Linked DNA regions of Homo sapiens: region 2 is linked to region 1. A link is a contact called in ENCODE Hi-C or POLR2A ChIA-PET data. All regions are on one chromosome and are shown on one strand. The core of a region is the stretch at or near the end of the contact, and the rest is flanking DNA. Distances in the headings are between cores, read along the strand shown. Region 1 holds the start of RPEL1 (ribulose-5-phosphate-3-epimerase like 1). Region 2 holds the start of TAF5 (TATA-box binding protein associated factor 5).

Region 1 (4,854 bases), core at 440-2,939:
CTTAATCCCAGCTACTTGGGAGGCAGAGGCAGGAGAATCGTTTGAATCCGGGAGGCAGAGGTTGCAGTAAACCAACATAAAGCCATTGCACTCAAAACTGGGGGACAAGAGTGAGACTTCTCTCAAAAAAAAAAAATTGCCATTTTGACCACTTTTAAATATACAGTTCAGCGATATTAAATGTATTCATATTGTTGTGCAACCATCACCACCATCCATCTCCAGAATTTTTTCATCTTATCAAACTGAAACTGCCATTGGTTCTTAATAGTTATTAATATAAGCTTTTATTATTATGCTAAATATTTGTATGCTCCTGTCTCCTTAACAAAAGGCAGTAAGTTGTAGTAGAGGGCACGAGGTAGAGATTTTGGCCCTTGGTTCAAATTCAGATTCCCGCACAGTCTAAATGAACTTGAATAATTCACTTAAATCCTCAACATCGGTTCCTCTAGGTAGATAATACCAACACATAGAGACCACACAGGGTTGTAGTTAGTATTCTATCAGATCACCGGGGTTAAAGTACTTTGAAAACTCCATGCAAAGTGCTCCACAAATATTAGATTGGTGGACACTTTCATGCTCCTAGATCAGCTCTTGGAACAAACTAGGAACTGAATGAACCCTGATGCTCCAAGTTGTTGGGCCATACTGCCTCCTGGTGGTAGTCATGAAACGTGCAGAGTCTTTGCTGCTTGGGGTGCTCCTGGGGTTGGTTGGGTAAGATCAGGAGCTGGCCGAGAATGTGAGGAAAACCCAAAGTACCCGGCCAGGGAGGGTATTTTTCCTTCCCCGCTGAAGACACTCCCCAGGCCAGTCCCTTGACGATGGAAGAGTCAGTCTCCTCTCTGTGCTCTCAACTTTCTCTTACTGCTTTTGCTTATGCTGTTCCACCTTCCAACTGGTGCCTCTTCCAAACCCTAAATCTTCAGACCTTCTCATATCCAACTCTTCCAGAAGGGATCCCTGAACCATGCCTCCCAGGGTATCCCGCACCATTTTTGTTTGTTTGTTTGAGACGGAGTCTTGCTCTGTCACCCAGGCTGAGTGCAATGGCATTATCTCCGCTCACTGCAGCCTCCACCTCGCGGCTTCAAGTGATTCTCTTGTCTCACCCTCCCGAGTAGCAAAGGTTACAGGCACGTGCCACCACGCCCAGCTAATTTTTGTATTCTTAGTAGAGACAGGGTTTCACCATGTTGGCCAGGCTGATCTCGAACTCCTGACCTCAGCTGATCCACCTGCCTTGGCCTCCCAAAGTGCTGGGATTACAGGCGTGAGCCACCACACCTGGCCATCCCTCACCATTTTTTTAAACCTACAGAATTCACAGCCTGTACTTGACTGCTATTATATAGTTCTCTCCAAACTATGTTTCGGGGTTTCTTTTTTGTTTGTTTTCTGTCTCTTGTTTGAGACAGGGCCTCACTCTGTCGCCCAGGCTGGAGTGCAGTGGCGCAATCATGGCTCACTGAAGTCTCAGCCTCCCCGGCTCAAGCAATTCTCCTGCCTCAGCCTCCCGAGTACCTGGGACCACAGGCATGTGCCATCACACAGGCAAATTTTTTACTTTGTAAAAACGGGTTCCTATTATGTTGCCTAGGCTGGTCTCAAACACCTGGGCTCAAGTGATCCTTCTGCATTGGTTTCCTGAAGTGCTGGGATTACAGGCATGAGCCACTGTGCCTGGCCAAACTGTGGTTCTTTGGTAGAATTTCCTGGTTTTAAAAAAAAAAAAAGTGGGCTCTAGTCTTGCCGGGGACTCGTGGGGTAACTTGTTCTTGGGAGCCAGCGGTATGGCGTCGGGCTGCAAGATTGGCCCGTCCATCCTCAACAGCGACCTGGCCAATTTAGGGGCCAAGTGCCTCCAGATGCTAGACTCTGGGGCCGATTATCTGCATCTGGATGTAATGGATGGGCATTTTGTTCCCAACATCACCTTTGGTCACCCTGTGGTAGAAAGCCTTCGAAAGCAGCTAGGCCAGGACCCTTTCTTTGACATGCACATGATGGTGTCCAAGCCAGAACAGTGGGTAAAGCCAATGGCTGTAGCAGAAGCCAATCAGTACACCTTTCATCTCGAGGCTACTGAGAACCCAGGGACTTTGATTAAAGACATTCGGGAGAATGGGATGAAGGTTGGCCTTGCCATCAAACCAGGAACCTCAGTTGAGTATTTGGCACCATGGGCTAATCAAATAGATATGGCCTTGGTTATGACAGTGGAACCGGGGTTTGGAGAGCAGAAATTCATGGAAGATATGATGCCAAAGGTTCACTGGTTGAGGACCCAGTTCCCATCTTTGGATATAGAGGGCGATGGTGGAGTAGGTTCTGACACTGTCCATAAGTGTGCAGAGGCAGGAGCTAACATGACTGTATCTGGCAGTGCTATTATGAGGAGTGAAGACCCCAGATCTGTGATCAACCTATTAAGAAATATTTGCTCAGAAGCTGCTCAGAAACGTTCTCTTGATCGATGAAACCATAAGGAGCCCAATGTTTCTGTTCATGAAATCTCCCTTTTACTGGAAAACAGGAATATTGACTACCAAATCATCATGAAATTGAAGCTGTACTGCTTTTTTGAGCAGTTATTCATTCCAGTGATTAAAACTGATTGTGCAGAATATTCTAAGAGGTCAGAAATTGGTGTGTATAACTACATTTTTAGTGATGCAATTTAATGATTAGTGAGTAAGATACTGTTTTTATTGAGAGACTTGATTTTTATAAAGAGTAAAAATACGGCTGCATTAAGGTTACAAACAGAAAAGTGTCTTAATGCCTAAGGAGGGCATATTAGCTACACTACAAAAACAAATTTTGTCTGTACTTCTGAAAAGAATTTTGTTGTTTCTCAGCTGTTTTCCAAAAGCAAAGGAAGTCTTTATGGCTTTTTTCTATTTCATGTTATTTGTGATTTGTTTATAAGTTTGGGTGGGATGGCATACCATATTCTTGGTTCTTAAAATCTATCACTTTTCACCTTACACTTAATGTGTAAAAACTATAAAAACAATGCGTGAAACCCAGGGGTTCTAAAATACAAGCATAGATTTTATCAGGGTGTTTTTGTCAAAGCAGGTTATTCAGTGATTCCTCCCCACCATTCTTAAGGACGTTAAATAATGCTGTTGTGTTAGCTCTGAGTAGAAAGGAAAAAGTAAAAACCTCTGTATGGAAGTAATATTGGGTTGAATTCTGACTGCCCTTTTCTAGCTGGACCTTTAACAAATCACCCAGTCTTTTTTGTGTTTCTCTGAAGTCATTTATACATTAAATGTAATTATAACAACTGTGGGGTTGTGTTGAGAATTAAGAGGTAACACTATATATGTAAAGTTTCTAGTACTAGTCCCAGAATTTAGAATATGCTCAATACAAAGTAGATAGCATTATATAAGTTTATATTTTTGTGAGTTATAAAGTACTTTGATATATTCTCATTAAATCTGTAAATCACCTCTATAAGTAAGTGGTAATAATAAAGCAGATATTTTTGTCCCCATTTAAAAAAAAAAAAAAGTGTTCCCTAACAGTTTCCAGAGCACGAGCTGAAGGGATTGACGGGCTCCTCAAAGGCTATACACTTTTCATGGCCTTGTCTCTTCCAGGTACAGTGCTGGCTACTTTTACATATATGTTGTCAACAAATCCTCAGGATAATTCTAAGGCAATTCTACTGCAAATGAGATACTATCTTAATTTACAGTTGACAAAAACTGAGTCTCAGGAAGGTTGCCTGACCTGCTCAAGGTCATATAGCTAGTAAGGGTGCAGTATAGGTTCGAACCCACCTGCCTGATTACGTCTCCCATGCCAACTCCTATCCATTGGTAGCACCTGCCTGAAACAGTGACTTGAGAAAGAATTCCTAGGTTTTGAATTCTTAATTATTGAATTAAGAGGGTAAAGTGCCAGGTTTGATTAGTTGTGGCTGCCATGAGTGAGGAATGGTGAGTGGTGATGTACAAGCCTGGTATTTGCCATTTTCCCATTACCCCATGCCAGATAGTTCTACAGGAGGCTACTCAACTTGATTCTGAACATGGTTTTAAGAAAGAATGATCCAGCCTGGGCAACAATGTAAAACCCCATCTCTACAAAAAATACAAAAATTCTCCAGATGTGGTAGCATGTGCCTGTGGTCCCAGCCACTCGGGAGGCTGAGGTGGGAGGACCACTTGAGTATGGGAGGTCGAGGCTGCAGTGAGCTGAGATCACACCACTGCACTCCAGCCTGGGTGACAGAGTGAGACTTTGTCTCAAAAAATAAACTAAAACAAACAAAAAAAGGAATGATATGTTGAGTAGGCATGAGCTCTAATGTTAAGACTGACCTGTATTAAAACCCAGCTCATTTGTTTTTAGAACTTTGAGCAGTTACTTGGCCTGTTGAATGTTGAAGCCTTACATTCCATTTGTGTTAAATATGCATAATAATCTCTGGGTTGTTATGAGGTTTTAATGGGATTAATTCTGTAAATGCTCCTGGCATGGTTCCTGGCATAGAGTAAGTACTCAACTGGTGTTACTTCCCTCCCCCTCCCATCGCTCTGTCACCCAGGCGGGAGTGCAGTGGCACACTCTTGGCTCACTGCAACCCCGCCTCTGAAGTTCAAGCGATTCTCCTGCCTCAGCCTCCCAAGTAGCTGGGACTACAGTCGCCTGCCATCACACCCGGCTAATTTTAATAGAGTTGGGGTTTCACCATGTTGGCCAGGCTGGTCTCGAACTCCTGGCCTCAAGTAATCTTGATTACTTGAGTAATCAAAGTGCTCCCAAAGTGCTAGGATTACAGGCGTGAGCCACCACACCTGGCCCACTGCAATGTTTTTTACAATGATA
Region 2 (4,849 bases), core at 1,097-3,596, 120 kb after region 1:
CTAACCAACATGGAGAAACCCTGTCTCTACTAAAAATACAAAATTAGCTGGGCCTGATGTGGCACATGCCTGTAATCCCAGCTACTCGGGAGGCTGAGGCAGAATAATTGCTTAAACCTGAGTGGTGGAGGTTGCAGTGAGCCGACATGGCGCCATTGCACTCCAGCCTGGGCAACAAGAGTGAAACTCCGTTTCAAAAAAAAAAAAAAAAAATTAGGCAACTGGGACATAGTAAATTAAGTAACTTGCTCCAGGTTATTCAGCCAGTAAGCAAGGTCAAGCCAGGTGGTCTGTGCCTGTAGTCTCAGCTACTTGGGAGGCTGAGGTGAGAGACTGCTTGAGCCCAGGAGTTCAAGGCCAGCCTAGGCAATATAGTAAGGCTTCAGATCTCTAATTAATAAAATAAAATATTTTTTAAAAGTAAGCAGGGTCAAAGGACGCTGGTAAGACCTCAAAACCAATAACTTGAACGGCTGTGCTAGATTTTCCCAATGTCTCAGGCTCACTTTTCTCGTCTGTACCTATTCCACAGAGTTACAAGTTTCCAATGAGATAAAATATGCAGGAGGGTTTTATAACCTATGAAGCACATTGCAAAATGGCATATATGATTTTTTTTTTTTTTTTTTTTTTTCCTGAGACGGAGTTTTGTTCTTGCTGCCCAGGCTGAAGTGCAATGGTGCGATCTCGGCTCACTGCAACCTCCGCCTCCTGGGTTCAGGTGATTCCTCTGTTTCAGCCTCCCGAGTAGCTGGGATTACAGGTGCCCGCCACCACACCTGGCTAAATTTTTATATTTTTAGTAGAGATGGCGTTTCATCATGTTAGCTAGGCTGGTCTCGAACTCCTGACCTCGGGTGATCCACCCGCCTCGGCCTCCCAAAGTGCTGGGACTACAGGTATGTGCCACTGCGTGTGGCCATGATTTTTAAATATACAATTAAAATGGTTTATTTGTAATAACGGATAATAGCATGAATACATAACGTACATATTTCACAACCACAACATTCTGGTATTTAAAAACTTTTTTTTTGAGACGGAGTCTCGTACTGTCGCGCAGGCTGGAGTGCAGTGGCGGGATCTCGGCTCACTGCAACCTCCGTCTCCCGGGTTCAAGCTCTTCTTCTGTCTCAGCCTCCCGAGTAGCTGGGATTACAGGGGCGCACCACCATGCCTGGCTAATTTTTTGTATTTTTAGTAGAGGCGGGGTTTTGCCGTGTTGGTCAGGCTGGTCTCTAATTCCTGATCTCATGATCCGCCCGCCTCGGCCTCCCAAAGTGCTGGGGTTACAGGCGTGAGCCACCGCACCTGGCGTTAAAAACTTTTTATTGAAATGTAATGTATACGGGCCAGGCGCAGTGGTTCACGCCTGTAATCCCAGCACTTTGGGAGGCTGAGGCCGGTGGATCACCTGAGGTCAGGAGTTGGAGACCAGCCTCGCCAACATGGCGAAACCCTGTCTCTACTGAAAATACAAAAATTAGCCGGGCGTGGTGGCACACGTCTGTAATCCCAGCTACTCGGGAGGCTCAGGCAGGAGAATCGCTTGAACCCAGGAGGCAGAGATTGCAGTGAGCTGAGATCGGGCCACTGCACTCCAGCCTGGGCGACAGAGCGACACTCCGTCTCAAAAGTTAAATAAATAAATAAATGTAATGTAATGCATGCAGCTCGATTAACTTTTACAAAAGTAAAAATGACAAAAAAAAAAAAAAAGTAAGCACTATTCAGGTCAAAATGTAAAACTACCAGTATCTCGGAAGCCTCCCTCTGGCAAATGGTATATGTTTTTGAGTTAAATACGTGGATTCGAATGTTGACATTTGGACTTTCTTCTTGCCTCTGGTAAGTTATTTAACCTCTCTTGGTTTCAACTGAGCCATCTGCGAGGTGGGGATAATATTACCTCATAAGATTATTTAATTGTAGCAGGGCGTGGTGGCGCATGCCTGTAATCCTAGCTACTGGGGAGGCTGAGGCAGGAGAATCGCTTAACAGCCTGGGCGACAAGAGCGAAACTCCGTCTCAAAAAAAAAAAAAAGAAAAAAGAAAAAGATTATTGAATTGAAGGAGATCACATAATGTAAAACATCTATCATAATGCCTAAATATAGCTGGCCTGCAATAAATGGCAATTATTCTCAGGCAAATGTAATAGGTGGTCACCAATGCCCACTTCCTGCCTTTCTTTCGCTCGGTTTTGAAAGTTGCTCTCTTTCCTATTCCGTTTCTCCTTCCTTTTCGCTCCTCCTACTGCCGTAAATGGCCTACTAGAGTTGTCGTGAAATGCTCCTCCCCGCCCTCCATGTGGCGAAAATGCAATCACGCTTGACGGCGCGAGGTGGCTCAGCCGCAAGATGGCGGCGCTGGCGGAGGAGCAGACGGAGGTGGCGGTCAAGCTAGAGCCTGAGGGACCGCCAACGCTGCTACCTCCGCAGGCGGGGGACGGCGCAGGCGAGGGTAGCGGCGGCACTACCAACAACGGCCCCAACGGCGGCGGCGGGAACGTTGCGGCGTCGTCGTCCACTGGCGGGGATGGCGGGACCCCCAAGCCCACGGTGGCTGTCTCCGCCGCTGCCCCGGCGGGGGCGGCCCCGGTGCCCGCCGCTGCTCCGGACGCCGGCGCTCCGCATGACCGACAGACTCTACTGGCCGTGCTGCAGTTCCTACGGCAGAGCAAACTCCGCGAGGCCGAAGAGGCGCTGCGCCGTGAGGCCGGGCTGCTGGAGGAGGCAGTGGCGGGCTCCGGAGCCCCGGGAGAGGTGGACAGCGCCGGCGCTGAGGTGACCAGCGCGCTTCTCAGCCGGGTGACCGCCTCGGCCCCTGGCCCTGCGGCCCCCGACCCTCCGGGCACTGGCGCTTCGGGGGCCACGGTCGTCTCAGGTTCAGCCTCAGGTCCTGCGGCTCCGGGTAAAGGTGAGCCGTGGGGTCCCGGGTAGGTACGGCCGCCGCGAAGGGGAGCAAGCCGGTAAGGCAGGGGCTGGCAGGCCTGCACCTCTGCGGGCTTGTTTTGAATTTCCTGGGCCCGCCTCTAGGGCCACATGCCCGCCCCTTTCTCTAGTGCGCGGGCTGCGCAGTCAAACCCCCTTCCGAGCTGTCAGTTCCAGTGAGAAGCTGAGGAGAGCTGTTGAGCAGAGGGATGTATGGGGAAGGTGAGCGCGGAGAGGCGGGATCTTCACGCTCTTGGTCCCTTTCCTTTCATTTGGGCTTTTGAGCCTTGGGCAGGTCCGCATGACACTAACAGTGTTTGTACAGTTTCGTACTAGCGTACTTTAAGTACTGTAAGTACTTTATTTTCTCTTTATTTCTTTAGTTCCTCTTAAAAGATGTGTTGATAAATACTTTATAGATTTTTTTTTTTTTTGAGACGGAAACTTGCTCTGTTGCCCAGGTTGGAGTGCAGTGGCGCAATCTTGGCTCACTGCAACCTCCGCCTCCCGGGTTCAAGCAATTCTCCTGCCTCAGCCTCCCGCGTAGGTGGGACTACAGGCTCCTACTGCCACGGCCGGCTAATTTTTGTATTTTTAGTAGAGGCGGGCTTTCACCATGTTGGTCAGGCTGGTCTCGAAATCCTGACCTCAGATGATCCACCTGCCTCGGCCTCCTACAGTGCTGGGATTACAGGCGTGAGACACCGCGCCCGGCCGCCATACAATATACCCTTGTAACAGTCCTGCACATCATGTACCCCCTGAATCTCAGCTAAAAGTTGAATTTTTTTTCTTTTTCTTTTTTTCTTTTTTTGAGACGGAGTCTTGCTCTGTCGCCCAGGCTGGAGTACAGTGGCGTGATCTTAGCTCACTGCAACCTCTGCCTCCCAGATTTAAGCGATTCTCCTGCCTCAGCCTCCCGAATAGGTGGGACTACTGGCACGCGCCACCACGCCCGGCTAATTTTTAAAAATATATTTTTAGTAGAGATGGGGTTTCGCCATATTGGTCAGGCTGGTCTTGAATTCCTGACCTCGTGATGCACCCACCTCTGCGTCCCAAAGTGCTGGGATTACAGGCATGAGCCACCGCACCCGGCTGAAATTTTAAAAATATATATGGGCTGAGTACCACCAGTGTTAAGTCTTTGGAGGATGCAGGTTCCTGGGCATCACTTCAGACTTAGTGAATCAGGTCCTCTAGAGGTGGAATCTGGGAATCTTCACTTTTGAATAAGTGCTTCTAAGGAGTATTGACATATGGCAGCTTGAGAGCCATGTGTTTAGGCATGGGCATTGGACAGACCTTTTTGTCTTTGCTGCATTTACTTGTGTGATGCTGATTGTCATTATTTTTTTAGTTTTTAATTTTTTTTACCTTCGTATTGGCCGGGCGTCGTGGCTCATGCCTGTGAATCTCAGCACTTTGGGAGGCTGAGGCGGGTGGATCACCTGAGGTCAGGAGTTTGAGACCAGGCTGGCCGACATGGCGAAACCCCCTTTCTACTAGAAATACAAAAATTAGCCGGGCGTGGTGGCGCATGCCTGTAATCCCAGCTACTTGGGGGGCTGAGGCAGGAGAATCACTTGACCCCGGGAGGCTGAGGTTGCAGTGAGCCAAGATTGCGCCACTGCACTCCAACCTGGGTGATAGAACGAGACTCTGTCTCAAAAAAAAAATTTTTTTTTTACATTAATATTGTCAGGAGGCAGGTCATTCTCATGTTGAATTTTCTCTCTCTATTAAATGAGTGGTTATGAGGCTTTTTTTTTTTTTTTTTTTTGACTGAGTCTCGCTCTGTCGGCCAGGCTGGAGTGCAGTGGTGTGATCTTGGCTCACTGCAACCTCCGCCTCCCAGGTTCAAGCGATTCTCCTGCCTCAGCCTCCCGAGTAGGTGGGACCACAGGCACGTGCCA

The links. Hi-C counts contacts between places; a loop is a spot of excess contacts on that map. ChIA-PET counts read pairs that join two places held with the same protein, here RNA polymerase II (POLR2A). Pooled maps may share reads with other maps.
Region 2: a pooled map shows a loop between it and region 1 (2.4-fold over the local background). The contact joins the promoter of TAF5 here to the promoter of RPEL1 in region 1. A Hi-C loop is called at or near these places in 2 of 50 pooled maps. POLR2A ChIA-PET finds 5 or more read pairs at or near these places in 6 of 52 experiments (AG04449, H1, OCI-LY7 and 3 more).

The regions. Positions count from the first base shown.
Region 1 is chr10:103,244,198-103,249,051 of GRCh38, forward strand. RPEL1 (ribulose-5-phosphate-3-epimerase like 1) reads left to right here and starts at 1,690. Exons shown (of 1, transcript NM_001143909.1): 1 at 1,690-3,819. The coding sequence starts at 1,800. The coding sequence ends at 2,486. RefSeq lists an enhancer at 559-608.
Region 2 is chr10:103,365,630-103,370,478 of GRCh38, forward strand. It overlaps TAF5 (TATA-box binding protein associated factor 5), which reads left to right and starts at 2,347. Exons shown (of 11, transcript NM_006951.5): 1 at 2,347-2,919. The coding sequence starts at 2,361. RefSeq lists enhancers at 2,163-2,457, 2,210-2,449, 3,580-3,649 and a silencer at 2,580-3,119.